Regions from separate parts of the Mus musculus genome. Here regions 1 and 3 are each linked to region 2. The links are chromatin loops, found by intact Hi-C in ENCODE. Cell type or tissue: left cerebral cortex. All regions are shown on one strand.

Region 1 (8,000 bases), 210 kb before region 2:
TTTCAGAAATAAGCTTCCATTTTGCAGTGTAGAAGCTAATGGCTTGACATTCAAACTGCTAACTAATCTTCCTGCCTACACACACCTCAACTCTTCCTCCCACGCAGCCAGGAGGAGCAGCTCCAACCCCAGTCTCTTCTTGATGATTAAGCCCAGCTTCCTGGTCACAGCTCCAAAGTCCTGGCAGCATGCAGATTCCACCTGTGCCTCAGTTCCAAGCCATTGCCTCCCTGTTCTCCGTTCCCTAGCAAACTACCTCCCATCTCACTTTTGCTCATTGTAAGCTTAAGTAAAATCTGTGCTATTGATTCACTGTGTGAGAGATGCTCAGGTGTGTCTGAAGTGAGCTTGCACAGAAGAGACCTTTGGAGAGCAAATCCCATTCACATAAGAAGCAAGCAGGAATGACAAACCATCAGATAATGGGCATTGGTAATTTGTGCCTATCAGGGAGGGGAGGTGAGCCATTGTCAGGGTATCCTGATGTACCAGTCTCGCCTCTTCAACACAAACAGCCAGTTTCATGTAAAAAATAAAAATAAAAAGCTAATTTATGAGAAGCTTTTCAAATATTCGGTGGAAGTATTAGAACTGTTGGGAATGCAAGGGACAGTCAGTAAAGTGAGTGATAGACTTGGGCAGATGAAGAGTTGAAGAACTGGTTTTCTTGGGGAAGCAATCAGGCAATCTGCTATAGCTCCTGTTTGCCTGGAACAAGAGGAATCCATGCAGAGAGAGAGAGAGAGAGCCAGAGAGACAGAGAGACAGAGATACTCACAGAGATTCTTGGCTGAAATGTATGAAATTAATTAATATTGAGCTTTATTATCTGCTATCTATGTTCTGACAATAAAAAATATTTGCCAAGCACTTCGCAGTTTAGAAATATCTCTATGTACACAGCATATCTCCTTTGATAAGAACATTGAATGATAGAACAGCTCTGTGGACAGTCTACACAACCCAGTGTCAAGAAACCTGGGTCTGCATCCTGTCGGGTTAACAGAAAATTCTGTATCCTTGGGAGGCTGGCTTTCAGTCTCTGGGATTCTATTTATCTTCGGGTGAAATGAGGGTACAGATTGAGTGGTTTTAAAAGTCCATTTAGCTCAGTTATAGCTAATGCTATACCTCTTTCCTTCTAGATCCGAGATAAAATGTTCTTCCTCTGGGATTTCCTTTTTCAAGCAGCGGTACATTTCTTTGAGTCTTCTACTGATGTTCCTAAAACCAGATTGTCTGAGTGCTCCCTGTCGTGGGTGCTCAGGTAAGCAAAGAACACTCTAGGTCACTGTGGAGAAACAGGCTCTCCCTTTTAGTTGATCTTCTTTAATGCAAATTCTGCCTGCACATCCAGTCCAGGGTCTCTCTCACTTCATCCTGCACTGTCATCCCTCCCACTCCACCACCAAGGACAGCTCTCATCTTTCTCATCTAGGTTTCATGTTAGAAAGCAAAGAGAGGTTTTCATAGCTGAATTAATAAGTTTTTTGTTGTTTTTTTGTTTTTGTTTTTGTTTTTATTTTTGTCTTTACAGGAGAGAGCTGGGGACTTTCCCTATACTGACATACCTATTGCCCTCTTTTACGTTTGTCTGCTATCTCCATACTCAGCTAGCCAAGGAAGATGTGTACGATAAAGAGGGCAGGTGTTTGGTCCAGAGCATAGAAGAACATTACATGCTTCTATTTCCCATTCTATATTTTTGATACCTCTGAGAGAAACCCTTCTCTAAAGAAAGCTATTGGTACCTCTCTTTCTTTGTGCAAATCATCCGATGTCTTGTTTTTATTTACTTTCAGCCCCAAAGACTGAAAAGCAGTGATGTCTTTGTGTGTAAAATCTAGGTCACTGGATTAAGACCAGGCACCTGTGTGACTTTAAGACGAAAGCTGTTTTGGTCAGACACTGAAGCAAACCTCTCTCTTCCAGTCACAACTCCCCAGTGTGTACACAGCCAATTTGCGTTGCCTATCTGGGTATTTCAACCATGATTGCAAGATGTGAAGTACTTGCAGGAGTCTGAAGATTTCAGTCCGTGGCAGTGAATGTGAAAGATTCTTGGAAACTCAGAAGCCACAGCACGGATGGCTGCTCTCCCACCGTTTTCACAGCCTGTTAATATGCAAGGCAAACTACACATCTTTCTGCCTGCTGGATCTTCTCTCTCTCTCTCTCTCTCTCTCTCTCTCTCTCTCTCTCTCTCTCTCCCCCCTCCCTCCCTCCCTCCCTCCCTCTCTCTTTTTTGAATAATAAAGATTTAGCATTACATATCATACAAACTCAGGTGCAATTGGAATTGGTGTCTTAATGTGTCCATCCACCCCTGCTTTGGTCCTTTTAGTCTTTTGCAGGAGTCAAGGGTCTTCAGGAGAGAACGCCAAAGCTGGACTAGATTTTGTGCTCAGTAACATATTTAGGAATGTCTCAAGGTCATATTGATTACAGACATACTGGATTTAACTTCCATTGGCTTTGCTATGCTGCCGGACATATAGCTGTTTGCTATCCACATCCCTCCGTGTCTACCAATCAGGCAGGATATTTCATTAAATCACTGCCCAGAGACCACGATCTTAGTACCAGCTCTGCCTCACACTACCCAGAATATATTTCTAACCCAAGGAGAAACATGTATTGAGACCCAGACGTAGAGTAGGATGAAGACTCCTTGCTGGTTTCTTTCTTTCTGGGAGAACAGTTCCTTAGACATTGATCTTACAAGCCAATGAATATTTTTCAGCACGGTGGATTCTATATTTCCTTTCCTACAAATGCAAAACTTGACGCGTAGGTAGAAACGTTAAGCAAAACCTCATTTTCTATATGCCTACTTTGCGAATGGCTTCTCTCCGCTGGGTCCATTTGCATCCCTGATGCGTCAGTTGTTTCTTCCTCACCCTTTCTGAGGGCTGGAGAGGCAGCGCGCCGCAGCAGAGCGGAGCCTGCAGACCTGTCATCTGATTGGCTGCCGGGTGCGTGGCTGAGCTATAAAAGAGACCCCACCGGGCTTGAAAGCCAGAGGCTCAGAGGATTCTGACAGCTTCTTTGCAGAGCAGAAGCAACTGTGCTCAAAATAGAAACCACCGCGGCTCCCGCTGCCTTTCTCTCCTCGCTAAGAATCCCTCAGTTAAACAAGATGTGCAAAGGACTTGCAGGTCTGCCGGCTTCCTGCCTGAGGAGGTAAGATTGGTTTCTGTTACTGGTCAGGCTAAAGTTTTGCATAGACTTTTTCAGTGAGTTGCATGCTTTTGCTTAGGAAGTTCTCTGGGATCAGAAGCTATATGCTCCAGGAAGCCCTGGTAGCGTCTCCCTAGGACCAGCCAGATTGCTGTATTTTACATGACTTCAGTTTTGAGACTGGCTTTGACTTGTAAGCTGGGTCCTTTAGTTAAGCTGTTTGAATTACGAAGTGATAGGAGGTGTGGGGGATGCATCTGTACTCTTTCCATAACCATGTCCTGTTGGAGCATTTCTGAAATCATGATTAACTAGTTCTTGTGTGAGGGAAGAAACCTCAGAAGGAAGTTTGGAGACATTGTCAGAATGCTTTCTGTGGCATTCTTCAGTGTCCTCTGCCTTGGTTGTCAACAAGCGTAAGCATAAAAGATTTTTTTTTCCAAACTACATCTCTGTGGTTGAGAAATATATACAGTTTGTAACATAGCAGCTTAAAGTTTTAGAGGCACCTGTGTGCCTTTGCGTTCATTTTTTTTAAGGGTATGAATGAATGATTTCATGGAGTACTTATATATATAGTAGTTGGTTTAAAATAAAACACAAGGTTAGTGTGTATTACATGATTTCCTCTTGAACTTAGAGGTCAGAAGTGATCTGTGGCTCTACCAAACCTCCCTAACCATCCTTGGAGATATAAATCTCAACTTGGAAATAATTCCCCAAAGCACAATGTTTGTCTGCCCTCAAAGGGTTAATCAGCTCTCATCTTCAGTGCTAGGGTCTCCAGAGGGTCTTATCTGCTCAAGGTCACATGGTTGGTGGTGGTAGAGGAAGGACCATGTCCAGGTTACCTGTCTCCAGGGACTTCTAACGTAACTTTGGTTTTTATTTTTCGGCTTCTGTTGTGTTACAAGATATTTGCCAAACACGCTTCCAGCTCCTTGGAAATGCCCCTTCACTTAGTCAGTAGCTGCCGGGGCTCAGGCAGAGGCAGCACACGGAGACAGGAAGTCATATCTCTTTGGGCTGGATTACAATGCATCCATAGCATCACCTTAGGACTGTCCCAACTCTGGTGATTTTTATCTTGCTGTTACTGGGAAGGATTTTGTCACCAGTCACCAGCTTGGGAAAAAGAGAAAGGAAGATGGCCTTATGAGAGATGGAAAAATACTACCTTAAAGGGCAGCCCAAGAATAGCCTGAGATTCGGACGTTCTAAGAAAATCCACTGATAAGCAACCAGCTTGTCAACCTCCATCCTAAGGGGCTGCTGAGCACTGCCGTTCTTTGCCAACCCTTTCAGGCAAGAACGGCTCATCCTCTGTTGCTCTGGAAACACATTTAAACCATTCTTGGCTTTTATAATAAAAGAGATAATAGTAATATAGTTTTAGAAATCTATTAAGAAAGAATGACAGAGTTGAGCTGGAAGTTCAAGTAGTCAGAAACTCTGTGGTACCCTGGCTGTTGAGTGGTGGTTGGAAAGTGGAAACTGCTCTAATTAATTACTTGCCTCAGCCTTGACTCTGTCTTGCTTCTCCTATCCCAAAGTCTCAGATGCCCTTTTAAATGTGCATCTCCCTGTAATGTAGATTTGGGGTTGTTTGTTTGTTGTTTGCAGCTCTAGGTGGAGGTTGCCTAGAAACCAGCCTGGCAGGGCTGCACTTTCAGCCTGAGCACACTCCCTTGTACCATTCACTTTTCCTGCTCCTCTCTGCAGCACTACACACTTAAGCTGATGCTCTGCACACACACACACACACACACACACACACACACACACACACACACACACACACACACACACTGAGAACTCCTTGGCTACCATTTTCAGGGCTAACTGGACTCACTTTACAGAAGTGCTTCCCCTGCTCACCTTGGGAAGTAGCACCAGGCTGCCAGAAGATGTCCTACAGGCAGCATGGGTCCTGTTTTGCAGTTACTGCACACATTTCAAAGTAGCAGCCACTTCTTAACATGTTTTCACCAACGATATCAAAAGCCATATGCAGAAACAAAGGAATCGCTTCTGGGAGTTCAAGCCACTGCAAGTCCCCTAAGGACACTGCTTCTGACCCACACAGCAGTCTTAAGAGCCTTCATGTCTCTCTTTGAAGGAAATGTGTTTTTCATGTTAAGTGTTGTCTTCTTCCTTGCAGTGCAAAGGACATGAAACATCGGCTGGGGTTCCTGCTGCAGAAGTCAGATTCCTGCGAACACAGTTCTTCACACAGCAAGAAGGACAAAGTAGTAACTTGCCAGAGGTAAGAGAGGTGGCTTCAGCGAAGAGCCCTTGAGGGTTAACTATCTGATAATAGAGAAGTTGTGTGTTGTACGTAAAGAGTGAGTGTGAAGACAGGCCCTTAGCTGAGCCAGATTTGGGTCAAGATGGCCTCTACTTTCAAGGTGAGGGTACACAATTGTAGTCTCATCACTTGGAAGGTTAGGAGGGCCATGAGTTCAAGACTAGCCTGAGATTTATAAGAAGATATTATAACACACACACACACACACACACACACACACACACACACACACACACACACACACACACACAGGAGGATGGAGAGAGATAGACAGGCAGATAGACAAGAGAGTCTAGTTTATGTCAATCATAATTAGAATTTGAATCTACATATTTCTTGAAAAAGTATCCTAGTAAACAATATAGCACATATTGCCTTAGTTTTTTTTTAATACTATGCTATGTATTTAAATCCTTCTCTCTTCTATAATATCTCCAGGGTAAGCCAAGAAGAAGTCAAGAAATGGGCTGAATCGTTGGAAAACCTGATTCACCATGAATGTAAGTAACCACACTTTCTCTCTTTCTCTCTCTGTCATCACACACACACACACACACACACACACACACACACACACACACACACACTGAAAATAGCATTACTCAGCACTAGACAAGTCATGTCTGGGTAACTGTGTCTCTTTGTCCTCTGTCACAGGTGGACTGGCAGCTTTCAAAGCTTTCCTGAAGTCGGAATACAGCGAGGAGAACATTGACTTCTGGATCAGCTGTGAGGAGTACAAGAAGATCAAGTCACCTTCTAAACTAAGTCCCAAAGCCAAGAAGATCTACAACGAGTTCATCTCAGTGCAAGCAACAAAAGAGGTACGTTTCCATGGCAGAGAACTTTCTAGATCTTAGTGGGAATTCCTAGGACAGGCATTCAGGGTCAGGGATCTTTAGAACTACTAGTTAAAGGAGCCACTGAGCTGGCTGTTATAATCTCGACAATATTCCAAGGAAGTCTACTAGGGAAAAAGGCTGCTTTTGTCTATATGATCAATGAGTCTTCTTAATAAATATAACCATAAATCTCCCCAATGAGAGAGTAAAGGAAAAGAAAGTTCTCCTTCCACTTAGAGGCAGAGGGAACCTTTTATACACATATGTCAGGGCAGACCCAAATGTCCCGGGTTTCATTCCGGGGAGAAATGTAAAGAAAGGGTCCCAGCCACTCCTTGTTCATTCCAAGCCTGCAGCCTCCTCTCTTCAACAGGGCACTAGATCTAATGCAACCTTGGTCTTTGCACTTCAGGTGAACCTGGACTCTTGCACCAGAGAGGAGACAAGCCGGAACATGTTACAGCCCACAATAACCTGTTTTGATGAAGCCCAGAAGAAGATTTTCAACCTGATGGAAAAGGATTCCTACCGCCGCTTCCTCAAGTCTCGATTCTATCTTGACCTGACCAATCCTTCCAGCTGCGGGGCAGAGAAGCAGAAAGGAGCCAAGAGTTCTGCAGACTGCACTTCCCTGGTCTCCCAGTGTGCCTAATTCTCACACAGAGGCAGGGAGCCCAAATGCCAAGACTCTATGCTCTGAAAAACCTGAGGCCAAATATTGATCTTAAGCACCAATGCTTTATCCACATTGTAGCCTAGTGTCCATGCTGCCTGCCGCGTGTGAGTCACTTCCATGTAAAACTAGCCTTAGTTGTGGTGTTGGGGTTTTCACTAGGGTAAGACCCAATTTGTTTTAAATTTTCCCAAGTCTCCTTAAGGGTGAGCAAGTTTCCAAATAATGGCTCCGTAGGTCTGGATTTTCAAAGATGGCTGGCAGTCTGCCCCTTTCAACAGTTTGACCTCAAGTTAGTTAGTTGGTACACTTCATGTGACATTCCATGCACATGTAATGTTGGCCAGCAGCACTTCCTACGGACTCTCAATGTTTAGGTGATATTTGTGTATGCATATGTATACATTAAAATATACATAACATATGCATATACATTCTGTATATATTATACCTATGTATTCAATGTGTGTGAATGTGCATGAATATGTATCTATCTATCTATATATGTATATACTGACACATGCACACACATTTCTTTAAGAAAAGATGGGAAAGATCCTAGGTGCTCAAACTGGAGTGTGTAGACATGCTTGCATGCATGTTCTGATTTCTGGTCCTTCATACCGTGTCTGAACAGGGCAAACTGAATTAACTGCCATGCAGGCTAAGAAAGGAACAGTAACTTGTGGGGAATGAGTTCTATAGAACCACTGGGTCTTGGCGGAGAATAGCCAGGGCCTTTGTGTTTAGTTGTTGATGGCCTCCACATTGAGCACTAAGCTAAGGGGTGAGCACTCTGAAAACTCTGCTGTCTGACTGACACTGAACTGCCTTGCATCAGTGATCACTACTGGCACTTTTTAAGTCCCTCTGCTGATGGCCTTCCCTCCTTTGCCTGGGTGCTCAGGGTGTGCTGATTAGCAGCTGGGTTGGTCTAGAGCTGAATGTTTGAGCTGAATGAAGGAATGTGGTCCAGGCTTTGCTGCCTAGCCCTACC
Region 2 (8,000 bases):
AACTTCCCTAATCTAAAGAAAGAGATGCCCATGAACATACAAGAAGACTATAGAACTCTAAATAGACTGGACCAGTAAAGAAATTCCTCCCGTCATATAATAATCAAAACACCAAATGCACTAAACCAATAAAGAATTTTAAAAGTAGCAAGGGAGGACTGGAGAGATGGCTCAGTGGTTAAGAGCACTGATTGCATATATAAAGAACTCAAGAAGGTGGACTTCAGAAAATCAAATAACCCCATTAAAAAATGGGGCTCAGAACTGAACAAAGAATTCTCACCTGAGTATTACCGAATGGCAGAGAAGCACCTGAAAAAATGTTCAACATCCTTAATCATCAGGGAAATGCAAATCAAAACAACCCTGAGATTCCACCTCACACCAGTCAGAATGGCTAAGATCAAAAATTCAGGTGACAGCAAATGCTGGCGTGGATGTGGAGAAAGAGGAACACTCCTCCATTGTTGGTGGGATTGCAGGCTTGTACAACCACTCTGGAAATCAGTCTGGCAGTTCCTCAGAAAATTGGACATAGTACTACCGGAGGATCCAGCAATACCTCTCCTGGGCATATATCCAGAAGATGCACCAACTGGTAAGAAGGACACATGCTCCACTATGTTCATAGCAGCCTTATTTATAATAGCCAGAAGCTGGAAAGAACCCAGATGCCCCTCAACAGAGGAATGGATACAGAAAATGTGGTACATCTACACAATGGAGTACTACTCAGCTATTAAAAAGAACGAATTTATGAAATTCCTAGCCAAATGGATGGACCTGGAGGGCATCATCCTGAGTGAGGTAACACATTCACAAAGGAACTCACACAATATGTACTCACTGATAAGTGGATATTAGCCCCAAACCTAGGATACCCAAGATATAAGATACAATTTGCTAAACACATGAAACTCAAGAAGAATGAAGACTGAAGTGTGGACACTATGCCCCTCCTTAGAATTGGGAACAAAACACCCATGGAAGGAGTTACAGGGACAAAGTTTGGAGCTGAGATGAAAGGATGGACCATGTAGAGACTGCCATATCCAGGGATCCACCCCATAATCAGCATCCAAACGCTGACACCATTGCATACACTAGCAAGATTTTATTGAAAGGACCCAGATGTAGCTGTCTCTTGTGAGACTATGCCGGGGCCTAGCAAACACAGAAGTGGATGCTCACAGTCAGCTAATGGATGGATCACAGGGCTCCCAATGGAGGAGCTAGAGAAAGTAGCCAAGGAGCTAAAGGGATCTGCAACCCTATAGGTGGAACAACATTATGAACTAACCAGTACCCGTGACCTCTTGTCTTTAGCTGCATATGTATCAAAAGATGGCCTAGTCGGCCATCACTGGAAAGAGAGGCCCATTGGACTTGCAAATTTTATATGCCCCAGTACAGGGGAACGCCAGGGCCAAAAAGAGGGAGTGGGTGGGTAGGGGAGTGGGGGTGGGTGGTTATGGGGGACTTTTGGTATAGCATTGGAAATGTAAATGAGCTAAATACCTAATAAAAAATGGAAAAAAAAAGCACTGATTGCTTTTCCGAAGGTCCTGAGTTCAAATCCCAGCAACCACATGGTGGCTCACAACCATCCGCAATGAGATCTGATGCCCTCTTCTGGGGTATCTGAAGACAGCTACAGTGTACTTAGATATAATAAATAAATAGATAAATAGGTAAATAAATACATCTTTTAAAAAGCAGCAAGGGGGAAAAGGTCAAGTAACATATAAAGGTAAACCTATCAGAATTACACAAGACTTCTCACGAGAGACTATGAAAGCTAGAAGATCCTGGGCAGATGTCATACAGACCCTAAGAGAACAGCCAAGCTACTATATTCAGCAACACTCTCAGATATTCCATGAAAAAACCAAATTTACACAATATCTTTCCACAAATCCAGCCCTACAAAGGATAATAAATGGAAACCAACAACACAAGGAGTGAAACTACACCCTAGAAGAAGCAAGAAATAGTCTTTCAACAAGCCTACACAAAAATAATTCCACCTCTAACAAGAAAATTAACAGGAAGTAACATTCACTTTTCCTTACTATCTCTCAGTATGAAAATTAATGTTGCCAACATATCATAATCAATTGAAATTCAAAAGTATGGGAATTAGAAATTTGTCAGCTGTCAACCTGTTGTTTCTCTAATTTTGTAATGGGAGAAAGACGTCCAATATTGTACAATCCATATACACTTTCTGCTTATTTGTACATGACAGGGTCTTTCTGTGTGCCACATAATGGTCTTGAAATCATGCTTCTCCTATCTCAGCCTCTCTATTAGTAGGATTGTTTATGTGATGTTTTTACACTATACTATGGTTTTTAGAACAGCTTACATATTCCAAAATGATTTATACAGCCAAAAGAAATGTAGACAATTAACTTGGGAGGTGGCTTGTAAGAGAATAGCAAAGAGTGAGAATGAAGGCATTGCTTGGTATTTATAATTATTGTATCAATTTTGAAGAAGAGGACTTTATAAGTTACTCTTATTCTGAGATGAATGTTTTTCAAAATCATCACAGCCAATGAACCAGAATCTTACCCTCACCTAACGTCTGTGCCACCCTCCAATCAGACCCATTGTTCATTGAAACAGTTGATGAATGACTTCATGGATAGACCATCTTAATACACACACCATTTCTTAAATGAATGTAACTTGTTCCCTGTGGGCTGAGAATGATGATAATCACTCAAGTCAAATAGCTTTGACCATAGCAGGATACCTGTATCCAAAAATCGTGTCTACAATTCATTCCTTGGAGCAGCAGAACTGTCAACTCTTGGCTTAGCTACTATGGAGGTAAAATTCTTTGGTGATGTGAGGGTCATTCAAGTACAACCTTATTACAATGAACTTCGATGTCCAAAAACTGTTCTTATTTTGTGTGTGTACCCCAGTAAGAGTCAAGATTTTCAGCTGTACTAAATAAAAACAAAGACTTCATCTATTTATGATCATTTAAAAAACTAAAAGTGATATATTATTTAAAATATTATTTTAAATATCATACAGTTAATATATTTGGAGTTACTTAAAATTTATATTGAGAAAAACACGTGTATTTTCAGTATTGCTGTAGACAAACATCTACATAAGACTGTTCAATTGATTGTTGTTTTATATCAGACAACTTTGATAATGCTCATTATTTTGTTAAAATTTAAAACATTTTTAAATTTTATAAATTTTAAAGAATATGATAACAAATGAAAGGTATTGAAGGTTTTGAATGGGGGGAGGCTCTCCTGGAGGAGTTGGGGAACAAAAGGGAAAGAAGAATGTGATGTAAGTCTATTTACTCAAAATATGTTTTTAGATGGTAACAAATTCAAATAAATTGAAGTTATATATCTTTTCTATCAAAAAATAGAATATATTAAGTTTTATTCTTTTTTTGTTTCCAGAGTCTCCTTATATATAACTCTGGCTGGTTTGGAACTCACCATGAAGATCAGGCTAATACTATCTAGACCAGGCTTGGCCTCAAACTCGTAGAGATCTGCCTGCCTCTCCCTGTGGAGTACTGACATTAGAGGCAAGCACAACCATGGTTTGAAGAGTACATTACTTTTAAAATTTTTCTGAGAAATCCTTGTCAGCTCCCTTGAAATACTGTTAACACCACGGGCTCTCATAAAGTCAACACTGGAAATTTACTAGAACATAAAATTTGAATTAATAAAAACACTGAGCAAGTATTTTCATGATATTAAATATGTTTGACTGATGATTCAGAATGGTGTTTATATAAACTACATTAAAATAATATAACTTCATGTACACGTTGAGGAAAGTATTTTAAGGGGTTAAAGCACAATGCCAGGTCTGTGGTTCCTTGTATTTATTTAGAGTTCACCACAAACAGCGAATGTTAGGTATTTTACAGTTTCAGACTAGTACTGCATAAAGTATTTCAAATGTATAGCTCAATTTCCAAAATCTTTCCTAAAGATGAACGTGACTGAAGAGGCAAACAGATTAACAAGAATGATTAGAGAGAAATAAAATGCAGACAACTACTTGAATTCAATGCTATTTTTCTTCTTAAGCCAGGACTGTAAACATGTACTTTAAAGCCCATAAATTTAGAAAAAAAAAATTTTTAATCCAGAACATTGTGTCCGATGTTTATCTCTGTAGTTTTGATTACTGGAAAGAAATGGAATGAAATTCTCAGTAATGTTAAAATCAATGCAGCAGCGCCGCCCAGTGAATAAACCGGATATAAAGCTACGTTGCCAGAATTCTCCATGTTAAATTGTACTGTATTTTCAGTGTAGCCATGTTCCATCTACTTATATGAAACTATGTTCTATAATATTGGCTCAAGAATATAACAATTAAAATCTTACCTATTTATTAAAAAAATCAAGTAGTAAAGGTACTCAAAGGATATTAAAACACCCGTGAATAGAGAGTTCTGTATATTCTTTGTTACCTGTAATGTCAGTAAGCCACAGAAATGGCTCACCGATGAGATGAACTAGTGGTTTTGCTCATGTTTGGCAAGTGTAGAATCATATTCCAGTACGTTTATGCTTCTAGATTTATTATCCTATATTGAGTCCTCAAAGTGAGTAAATTAAAGATTTAAATTGGACGTCCTTAACAATGTCTATCCATCCATTCGCTGCCCCGCCCTCAAGCTTTCATGGACCTAAGGAGAAATGATGTGTACAAATATCCAGTGAGGTCAAAATTTGACCCCATCAATGCTTATCAAACAGTAAGACTGTTACTACTACTCCTGGATTCTCTATAATGCCTTTGATTAATTTGGGAACAACACATCCTCTATTGCCTGTTACTCTCTGAGCCTAAGAGAAGGGGCTAGAAACCGTCTGTCTGCCTGCTCGCTATCAGGTACGCTGAAGGCAAAGTTCCAGTCTGGGACAACCCGGTAAACACATCCCGGAACTCCTCCCCCTAACTGCTGCGCTTCCTGGTCTGGCGGAATCGCGGTTCCGGCTAGAAACTATAACCCTGAAGAATGATTCCGCTGATCTGGAGCCTGGCTCGCTGCGCAACTCGTCAAGTCCCACCCACCGTGGGTCTTCTGAGCCTTCTCGGCATCCGTCGCGAAGGAAGCGCGCTGTGCGGAAAGGGGCCGGCCTCACAAAAAAAGGCGGCCGGTTTGAAAAATGACAACGGTCAGCGGCTTTCGGTTGGACGCTCGGTTTTTAACTGTTTTTCCGTGAGCTGCTAGGCCTCCAGGTGAGTTTGAGCGGGTGAGCGTTGGAGGGCCGGGTGCAAGGCCAAGGATCGGGGCATCTGGGTTTACTAACTTGTGTGTTGATTTGACAGGCTCATCTATCCCAGGTTGGTCTCGAACCCCTATATTCCTGAGACTAGCCTTTTTTTATTTATTTATTTAACTTTATTTGTAATTCAATTTTTTTACACTTCATATTCCATTCCCCGCCCCTCCCCATCCACCCTCCGACTGATCCACATCCCAAACTCCTCCCCTCCCCACCCTGTCTCCACATGGATGCCCCCACCCCACCTGATCTCTAAACTCCCTGGGGCCTCCACTCTCTTGAGGGTTAGGTGTATCATCTCTGAATGAACACAGACCCGGCAGTCCTCTATGTGTGTTGGGGGCCTCATATCTGCTGGTGTATGCTGTCTGTTTGGTGGTCCAGTGTTTGAGAGATCTCAGGGATCCAGATTAATTGAGATTGCTAGTCCCCTTACAGGATCGTCCTCCTCAGCTTCTTTCAGCCATCCCTAATTCAACAACAGGGATCAGCTGCTTCTGTCCATTGGTTGGGTGCAAATATCTGCATCTGACTCTTTCAGCTGCTTGTTGGGTCTTTCGGAGGGCAGTCATGTTAGATCCCTTTTTGTGAGCGCTTCATAGCCTCAGTAGTAGTGTCAGGCCTTGGGACTGCCCCTTGAGCTGGATCCCACTTTGGGCCTGTCACTGGACCTTCTTTTTCACAGGCTCCTCTCCATTTCCATCCCTGGAATTCTTTCAGAGAGAAACAATTATGGGTCAGAGGTGTGACAGTGGGATGGCAACCCCATCCCTCACTTGATGTCCTGTCTTTCTGCTGGAGGTGGGCTCTATAAGTTCCCTCTCCCTACTGCCGGGCATTTCATCAAAGGTCCCTTCCTATGAGTCCTGGGAGTCTCTCACCTCCCATCTCTCAAGTGCTGACTTTACGGGCATGAGCCACAAGAATGGCGTCAGTGTGACTTGTTTGAATGCTTGCCAATTTTTTATGTATCTCCATTGCGCCACCATCTCTGGATTAAACCAAGAACCATTTATCAAAAGGCGAAAATATCATAATCCAAAAGTCAGGGAGCTGAATGTACCTGGATCTACGTGGGTGTAACACAAAGCCTTCCCCGTATTTTCCAGGAATGCTTTATCTAGTTCCTCAGAATTGGGAGTTGCTTGCTTAAGTTTGCATTGCAAAGCCAGTTGTATATAATGTAAGTTATGTTGTGCTTAGCACTGAAGTGTTACATATAACGGAGAAATGGGAGCTCCTAGAGGTAATTGTCCTATTTGAACTAAAATGTCAGAGAGCTGTTTTACTGTATATAAAGTATATAGTATCTTTATAGTTAGATGGCCTCTTTCTCTGTATACGCAACACACACACACACACACACACACACAGGAGTTGGAACTGAAATTGCACTATTAAAATGAACACAATTTGCTTCTGAGAAGAGAGCATTATTACTTCTAAGTGCAGTTGTGAGCCTCTGGGTAGCTTTACGTTGGGAAATTGATCCTCAGAAATTCTCAGGCAGGTGTAACACAACATTGGACACTTAGGAGAAGACTTGGAAGGCATTAACTTGGACCAGAAAGAGCATGAGATTATTAAAGGCTTTGGCAACTTCAGTGGGAAAGGCTGGGATTTGTGTGGTAGGTAAGCCCTTTGTACGTTTGTAAGGGTTTGATGGTTTATAAGAATTACCCTGACAGTAGTGTATATCACATCAGCAGAGAGGGGTGTGTGATTATGATTTTATACCCACGTTTTCTGTTATTAATCTATCTCTAATCTAGGTGTGGCTTGTTTTTTTTCTCAAGTAACCCCTTATGTTCTTATAAACAATTTCAAAAACTGAGATGCAGATGAAAAATATTGAATGCTTAATTCAATTTTTTTGCCTCTGAAAGCTTGATGGTTTCAATTGAAGAAATAAACTGACCTCAGGATACGGAACAGAAAAGCCCAGAATCTGATATGTGCCTGAACCCAAAGGAGGACTTGCTACTCGAGCGCAGAAAGAGATTAGTGAGGGGCATGAACTTCTGTAGGGAAAGAGGGTGACTGGAGAGTTACAGCTGTGGCTAGAGGGGATACACAGTAAACGGAGGCTGCCTTGCCATACTGATGGAGTCTCTCATGTCATTGTCCTGATTGTCCTGTAGTGACCTGTACCTGGGCAGGGATCAGAAATGGCTTTTTTTTTTTTTTTTTTTTTTTTTGGTTTTTCCAGACAGGGTTTCTCTCTGTGTAGCCCTGGCTGTCCTGGAACTCACTCTGTAGACCAGGCTGGCCTCGAACTCAGAAATCCGCCTGCCTCTGCCTCCCGAGTGCTGGGATTAAAGGCGTGTGCCACCACGCCCGGCTGTAAATTGTCTTGTTTTCAGGCTGAGATCTCTCTATGCAGAGAGGAAACTTTCCCATAGAGAAACCTCTGACTGCTTTTTCTCTTTTCTAATGTAAATATCTATACATGTCTTTTGACAGGAGGACCTTGTTGAGCCTTTCCTGCGTCTACAGAGGTCTGTGGTTTCTTGAAACACAGGAAGCAACAATACTCAGGGTAGGATATTTTGCTTTCCCCAACATTTACACTGAAATAGATGGCTAATGTATGAAGCATCTTAACTAAATTTGAGTGATCCTAGTTCTTAAATAAAAGTTTACAGTTATGAAATTCAGTAGTAGAAAGTAAAAATCATAGTTTAAAGTTCAAATTCTGTA
Region 3 (8,000 bases), 610 kb before region 2:
GAGATGTTGTCAGGCACTGTGAGACTATTCTGACATGTGGCATGCGTAATATTTATTCTTGGAGACAGGGATGTGCAGGCATCTAATACGTTTATCAGTGAACAGAAGCAGTCATGAAATGAGGAGGGGGGGAATGTTGGAGCTGGTGCTAAAACTTGGAGGGTGGGTATGGTGTCTTTAGTCAGAGGGGCTGTGATTGGGATAACTTGGACTATTCCCAAGACTGGTCTCCATTACTATATAGCGACTCATGAGTGAAGCAGCAGGCTGCGGGCATTGGAACAGAACATAGAGTGCCTTGAGTGGACTCAGGTGACCTACTTAGTAACACTGGCCTCTGACTGGCTTTAGGAGCCATTCTTGGAAGAGGAGAGACCATAGCTTGAGGCTACAAAGAGGCTGGGTTTTGTGTGTGCCATCTACTTGTTGCTAAGACTGTTTCTGTTTTTAAGAGAAGTTCGTGGTCAAGTGCTGGGAATACAGTCATGTTCCATCTGCCTGTCTCTCTCTCTCTCTCTCTCTCTCTCTCTCTCTCTCTCTCTCATCTTCCCTTCCTCCCTCCCTCCTTCTGCCCCTCCCTCCTTTCTTCCCTTCCTTCCTTTCTCTTTTAAAAAATCATTTTTTCAAATTATTTTATCTTTTAAAAATATTATTGTATCACTTTCCCCTTCTCTTTCCTCTCTTCAACCCCCTTTGGTTTCTGTCAAAATCATGGTCTCTTGTTGATGTAGGAATGTATGTATATATGTATGCATGTATTTATGTTTGTATCTGTATATATGCACATCTATGTAAATTTACACACACACAGGTGTAAGTACCTAAATCTGTAAATCAGCCTGCTCTGTCCTAGTCCCTTTAGTGTTACTTGTGTGTCTATAATTTTAGAGCAGCCTGCTCCGTCCTAGTCCCTTTAGTGTTATTTGTGTGTCTATAATTTTAGAGCTGACCACTTGGTATTGGATCACCAATTAGAGGGCTCATTCCTGGGAAGACTGTTTCTCCTGCTCCCAGCATTCCTTTGTTGCCTGTAATTCTTTGTCTGGGGGTGGAATCACGTGAGAGTTCTCCCTTCCATGTTAGCATGGCTACTGATGTTGTCCTTGTTCAGGCAGCCATATTGTTCAGGTGTCACGGGTGAAGCTTCCTTGTCATTTTCAGGAGACACAGTATCACAGTTTTCCTGATTCTCTGGAGTTTAAAGTCTGTCCGCTTCCTCTCTGAGATGTTCCCTGAGCCTTTGCTACAGGAGTTGTACATGCATTCATCGGGGCAGGGCACCCACATGCCCTTTTTCTCTGTGTTTTGACTAGTTGTTGCAAAGAGAGGTTGTTTGGGTTTTGTTTTTGTTTTTGAGAGAGAGATAAGAGCTATGCTAATCTTTTAGTATGAGGATGGATATTTAGAATATAGTTAGAAAGATGGCCAGCGTTGCCTCTCCTGAGTTCCATGACTTTACCAACCTTGGATGATTGACTAAACTGAGTTCCAGGTATGGTTGACCCCTGCTAAGTGGACTTTCAGTCCGATAAAGAGTGCCATTATTGTACCCTTAGATAGTCAGAGCTGGCCTTGAACTCACTATGTAGACAAGGAAGGCCTTGGACTTCTGGTCCTCCTGCCTCTGACTCCTGAGTTCCGGGGCTACAAACATCCAGCACCATGCATGATTGACGCAGTGCTGGGGATGGAACCCAGAGCCTCATGCCTGCTAGGCAAGCAGTCTACACACTGATCTGCATTCTGAATCTACTGTTGGCAAGGTTTTTGAGATCGCACCGTTCTCCAAGGACTGACTATAAGGACAACACTATTTACTGACTGTTGTTAGACTGTCTGGACATTCAGAATTCCAAGTATCTGTAAAGTATCAGATTGTGACCTAGAGTTGGCAAGCGGTGACTGTGCCTTGTCTTTGCTTGGTATTTTCTGCCCCGGTGCTTTAGAAAGGCACCGTTGGTAACACAGTGCTTTGAGACATAGTCATGAATAAGCTAATACAAGAGACTTAGATTATATAAGAAAATCTTGTACTGGGAAATCATGGAACAAGGAACAAAATGTTCTTTATCTGTGCTGTCCAACGTGGTTGTCATTGCGTCGCTGTGGTTCCTGAGCACTGGAATGTGATTGTTCCGACCAAGAAGCTGAAGGTTGAAAATTTCAGTTTAAGTAGCGCTTTGGTTACTGTGTGGACAATGCAACACTAGAGTGCTCCTCTACGATAGGATTTGACTTGCAAGGTTGTGCTTTGTGAAAATTCAAATAGACGTGAAGGAGTCAAGAGGCCTATCAGTGGGCCTGGCACACAGTGCATGTCTGTCTAATCAATAGTCCCTTTTTAATGAACTTCCTGAGATTGGAAATGAGATTGTGTGAGAGGGTAGTATATAAAGAGCTGGAGGAGTAATAGGGACTTGTTCGAGTAGTTGTGTCTGATGATGATAATGTGTTAACTTTCAGGACATTTATTGTAGAGGAGGCTCCAGGGTAGGCTCCATTCTTTAACTAGAATTGTGTTACCTGCAAGCTCCCCAGAGGAAGTCTGTGGTCTGTATTTTCATACTAGCAAACATCATGGCAAGCAGAATCTTTTAACATGCCTATGTCTTTTTCCTTAGCTTGAAAGATGCCAATGATGTACCGATCCAGTGTGAAATCTCTCCCCTCATCTCTTATGCTGGAGAGGTAAGTCTGCCTCACTTTCCCTGCGCCACCAAGAGGTATTGATAAGGATCTGAAGATGTCCATCTCTTAATTAGCCCATGCAGGTCATGCCACAGTGCACACACTTTGATCAGCACTTAGGAGCCTAGGAATATATTTATTACTTACCAGTTTAAAGTAAGCTTTACAGAGCAGGGACTTGGCGTTGCTTTGGGTTGCGGTAGAGTTGTTTCAGAGAAGGTGCGGTGTTCTCCTCAGGAGCTCCTCCAAGGCCTGAGCAGAGGAGCCGTGCTTTCTGAATTTTTGAGAATCTCTGCTGTGTCTTTCATCCATACCATAAATGAACCACGTGCCATTAACAGAAATCTATAATGTTTAGTGTGCTTCACCTACCCATTAATGCCTATGTATTAGTGCTTTTAAAAATGAAATAAGTGTTTTATAATTGGCTGGCTGCTTTTTTAATGCAGTGTAAGTTTCCCTCCTAGGCATCTATCTGCTTTGTTCAAACCCTGATACTTTACAGACCTATGGGGTTGAGGTTCCCCACTGTTCTGTTTACACAGATCTTCCTGGAATTTCTGTAGCAGCACAGATAGTCCATTAGAAAATAACACAAACCAAAAAGAAAGAAATTAACATTTTTTTGGCATTTGTCTTATGATTCCACAAATCAGCCATTAAGTCTAGTCTCCAAAGCATGTGAAGTGAATATTTAACTTCTAAATTCTTACTTTCTAACTAGCTTTTGGCATAACACGCTAAATGTTAAGTGCAGCTACCAGGCCAGTGTTGTGGGGCAGACACCTGCTCCTTTTCTGACATTTTTCATTTCAATCCTTTAGGGCCTTGAAGGTTATGTGGCAGATAAAGAGTTCCATGCACCGCTAATCATCGATGAGAATGGAGTTCATGAGCTGGTGAAAAATGGCATATAAATCCTAACGGGCCACATAGGGAGCCGTTGTTTTGGTAGATCAATTGTGAACCTGTGGGACCTGTCCTGGACAGCTGAAGTTTGGACGTGCATCGAGTCTCATTCGCTTGCTAGTGTCTGCTAAGCAACACAGACTTCCCAGACCCAGATGACTGGAGTTCATTTTTAAAAGCATTTTTTTTTTCTTTTTTGTGATTCTCAACTCTCTGAAGGTCTTATTTATATTTTTTAACTATATAAGTTCTTCCAAGCCAAGGCTCATATTGGCCACCCAGGAAACTTCGTCAGCTTGACTCTGGTTGGATGTTCAGCATGACTTCACTTGAAGCTGGAAGCATTTGTTTTTGAAGTTGTACATATTGATAAGTCAGCGTATGTGTCAGAGGTTTCTATGGTACTAAAATTTTGTTTTATTTTATCAAGCATTAAAGTTTTTTAAGAAAATAACTGGACAGCAAAATAAAATTATCTTCTTGTCACTGCCTTGTTTCTACCTTAAGAAAATTCTATTGGCAAAATACAAAACTTGGGAAGTGTTTTGAGATAATGCATAAAAACAAGTGCGTGGAGTCACGGCTTTCTTCAGCAGGCAGCCGACGTTGGGTTTTGTCTTCTGTCACTCTCCAGTCTCTACCAAATGTTTTTCCCAGATGCAAAGGGCACTTGGCTCAGTTGGAGACACTTTTGGTACCTGGTTGGGCAAGTGGGGTGGTACTAATACCGTAAAGCAGATCCATAGCAAATGTGTGGAGTAACCTCCTACAGCAAGGAGTGACCAGCCAGTGTCCTCCATAGCAAATGTGTGGAGTAACTCCTACAGCAAGGAGTGACCAGCCAGTGTCCTCCATAGCAAATGTGTGGAGTAACTCCTACAGCAAGGAGTGACCAGCCAGTGTCCTCCATAGCAAATGTGTGGAGTAACCTCCTACAGCAAGGAGTGACCAGCCAGTGTCCTCCATAGCAAATGTGTGGAGTAACCTCCTACAGCAAGGAGTGACCAGCCAGTGTCCTCCATAGCAAATGTGTGGAGTAACCTCCTACAGCAAGGAGTGACCAGCCAGTGTCCCAGGATTTAAGGCTGAGAGGCATGCTTAAATCAGTTATTTACCTATTGTCCGTACATATCTTGTAGCACTTAAAACTTAATCACTGCAATTCTGATCTTTTTAAAATTATAAGATTGAAAAAGAGCGGCAAACGTGAATCTTCAATGTGTACCAGAAGTCATGATTGTTGATAAACCATTTATTTAAAAGTTCACTTTGCATGGAAATACTGAGCATTATGGATACATTTAAATAACATGCTTTGGCCCCCTAACATCTAGATAAATGCAAGAGTGTAGAAATTATATTTAGAGACTAGCACATTTTATTTTCCATTAATAAGCTACTGTAAGATAGATCAAGTGTGAGCCTTTAAATGTCACTTTTTACAGAGCTTATATGTTGATTGTTGGGTTTTGTTCGTTTGTTTTGTTTTTGTACTAAGGCCTACCTAGTATATCGTGCATATCTTCTATTTCAGCAGCCCAATGTTGCTGTTATCTATTGAAGAGATTTATGGAACTCGAGTTCTCTTTTAATGAGCTCCAAGTGGATTGAGTTTTTAGCACCTGAGTGTGGGATCCATTGTCATTTGTTTTCCCAGAACCTTTACTTGTTATTTATCTTTCTGTGTCGTTAGTTTACTGGACATCGCATGGAAGAGGAGGCACAGGGGGCTGGGATGGTAGTGGATGGGAGGAACAGCAAAGAGAATCTCAAGTAAGGAGAGAGCCCGGAGGCCATGACAGTGTGAGGAGAAGCACGTATGCCACAGGCAGTTCTCATTAAGTCCTGCCCCAACGTTATCCACATTCAGGACTGGATAGTGTTTCCAAAAGAGGAACCGAAGTCATTTGGCCACAGTGGAGATTTTATGAGAGAATTAATAGAGTCCACTCAGATCACACTATGAATATTTGATTGGCAGCCACCGTGCACATGTGCAGGCCCTCAGGTGTGTTCCATTGCTTCCACTGGAAGATGAACAAAAGGCGTGTCGATCCCCACCTCCATCCCCAGGTTTGGAGGCTTTTCATGATGGGAGATTTTATTTCTAGTTCTAGATTATCTTAGCATTTCCTCTTGATGACTGCCAAGTCTGATCTGGAGAAGAGGTGAGAGACACCGTGTATAATCTATGAGGAATATAATCTACAGCCATTTGGTTAGTTTTCCAGTCTGTTTTTCTACTGCCCGAGACGGGTGCTTTTGCAATTCAGTCTCTGGTGTCGCAAAACCACAATGTTTACCTCAAAGGTCCTAAGAGATCATTTATTCTGGAGTCAAATATGAGTGATTGTAGCCCGGGAACACAAAGTTAGGTTACCCCAAATTCCATGTTCCAATGTGGAAGTATTTTTGAAGTCTTTATTGTAAAACAAAAAAAAGTTGTAAATCAAAGTGCTTTTCAAATATACTGAAGTTTAAAATCAGAGAAATCTCAGTTATAAGCCTTATGCTGTCTGATAACTCTTAGCCTCTTGGCTGGAAGAGTAGAGTTTTGTTAGTTAATACATTCCAAAAGATTTTTTGTTTGTTTGTTTGTGTGTTTGTTTGTTTGTTTTTAAACTGTTAGTCACAGGATGTTAGTCCTGAAACAGGTGGACTAGAATGGCCATCAAGGGGGCTAAAAAGATAGCCCAGAATAAACTATAATTAGGCTCTGGACCTGCAACATCAACCCTTCCACACCACTGAAGTTCTAACTAGACAATCAGCTCTGCTGCACAGTTTCTTTCCAGGAATTCTTGTTCACTTCTCTGCAGCTCCAGGTTTTAGGAAATGCACATTGAGAAGTGATCCTTAAGGGAGTGAGGTCATAGCCAGCATTCTGGAGACATAAAAGGTACAACAGTTCTTTCCTTAATAGTTTTCATTGAAAAACATTCATAATAAAGATAATTTAATGCTAAGAAGGACGTTAAACAGGAGCAAACAGTGATCCCGTTGACTGGAGTTTGGCAGCAAGAGTGCTCGAGAACTCTATTGTGTTAGGGTTCTCCAGGGAAATGGCTCCTAAGGAGGTTGACAGGCAGATAGAGTTATATAGACATTTCTCTGGACAGATTGGCTCATAAGGTTGTAGAAGCTAAGTTCTGTGACCTCATGATTATAAGCTTGAAGTCTGAAAAAGTCAGTGGTATAATTCTAGTCCATTGTCAAGGTAGAGAACTAATAGTGTACATCCCAGCCATCCAGAAGATGCCAGGGTCATAAAACAAAGAAGATGGTTGTCCCAGCTCAAACAGCACATGCATACTTCTCCCACCTTTTTTGCCTCCACAGGCCCTCAGTAGTAGTTCCCACATGAATAAGGCTGATCTTTACAGTACACTGATTTAGGGTTTCATATGCTGATGTCTTCCATCCCCCTCCCCCTTCCTCCCCAAGCATCCTTAGAGACCCCCTGGGAAAGAATGGTATCCCAGCTCTCTGGTATTTTCTTAGCCTAAGGAAACTGACACAAAATTAACATCTCATCACTGTGGGAATATAGATGCTTAATAGACTGCCTTTAGATCACTAAGTTCTAACAAAATAAATGTATGCCACCCACTAAAATAGTCATGAACATAAAAAAGTTCATAACGCAGAAGTGAGTGGGAGGGGAGGCTAGTGCCTGTGCCAGCCTGCCCGAGTCTCCAGCATGTACTCTCACTACTAGGCTAAATTTATGTTGAGAACTTTTTCTTTATTAGATATTTTCTTTATTTACATTTCAAATGTTATCCTCTTTCCTAGTTTCCTCTCCAAAAATCCCCTATACTCTTCCCCCTCCCTCTGCTCCCCAACCAACCCACTCCTGCTTCCTGGCCCTGGCATTCCCCTATATTGGAGCATAGAACCTTTACAAGACCAAGGGCCTCTCCTCCCATTGATGACTGACTAGGCCATCCTCTGCTACATATACAGCTAGAGACAAGAGCTCTGGGGGATACTAATTCATATTGTTGTTCCACCTATAGAGTTGCAGACCCCATCAGCTCCTTGGCTTCTTTCTCTAGCTTCTCCATTGGGGGCCCTGTGTTCCATCCAATAGATGACTGTGAGCATCCACTTCTGTATTTGCCAGGCACTGGCAGAGCCTCTCAGGAGGCTTTTTCATTTGAGAAGAGAACTGCGGAGAAATCTTCACCTTGTAACAATGACGTTATTCCAAATAGGCAGTGATTAAGAACTGGCAGAAATGAATTCATAGTAGGAAAATAGAATAACAAAGTCCTATAGGAGGGATGGCAACCGAGCAAGGAGCACAGGCATTTGCCAGGGTTTTCAAATACTCTGAACTTGGGCAGTGGTCATGGAGCCATTTAAAGGAAAAAAAAAATCCTAAAACTGAACAGTTAAGA

What was found. Hi-C counts contacts between places; a loop is a spot of excess contacts. Peaks named below come from ENCODE experiments on the same cell type or tissue, not always from the same donor. Only the 100,000 strongest peaks of a DNase experiment are listed, where the experiment ranks them.
Region 1: it touches region 2 in a loop (4-fold over the local background); 6 of 42 quality-filtered maps call a loop at or near these places.
Region 3: it touches region 2 in a loop (4-fold over the local background); 19 of 42 quality-filtered maps call a loop at or near these places.

Annotation. Positions count from the first base shown.
Region 1 is chr1:169,742,663-169,750,662 of GRCm38, reverse strand. Rgs4 (regulator of G-protein signaling 4) reads left to right here and starts at 3,021. Exons shown (of 5, transcript NM_009062.3): 1 at 3,021-3,183; 2 at 5,342-5,446; 3 at 5,927-5,988; 4 at 6,146-6,312; 5 at 6,743-8,000. The coding sequence starts at 3,140. The coding sequence ends at 6,982. In left cerebral cortex, no CTCF peak of the experiment used is centred here; DNase peaks (open chromatin) are centred at 2,038, 2,949, 4,226 and 4,864; H3K4me3 peaks cover 4,290 bases; H3K27ac peaks cover 3,989 bases.
Region 2 is chr1:169,528,575-169,536,574 of GRCm38, reverse strand. It overlaps Nuf2 (NUF2, NDC80 kinetochore complex component), which reads left to right and starts at 5,111. Exons shown (of 15, transcript NM_001355159.1): 1 at 5,111-5,253; 2 at 7,764-7,839. Gm34624 (a long non-coding RNA gene) reads right to left here and starts at 4,998. Exons shown (of 3, transcript XR_373698.2): 1 at 4,478-4,998. In left cerebral cortex, CTCF peaks have their summits at 4,260 and 5,165; DNase peaks (open chromatin) are centred at 3,583, 4,251 and 5,035; H3K4me3 peaks cover 1,498 bases; H3K27ac peaks cover 880 bases.
Region 3 is chr1:170,138,085-170,146,084 of GRCm38, reverse strand. It overlaps Uap1 (UDP-N-acetylglucosamine pyrophosphorylase 1), which reads left to right. Exons shown (of 11, transcript NM_001305045.1): 10 at 2,622-2,688; 11 at 3,513-4,862. The coding sequence ends at 3,605. Among named protein-coding and RNA genes, the nearest start is that of Uap1, 33 kb to the left of the region's middle. In left cerebral cortex, no CTCF peak of the experiment used is centred here; a DNase peak (open chromatin) is centred at 7,264.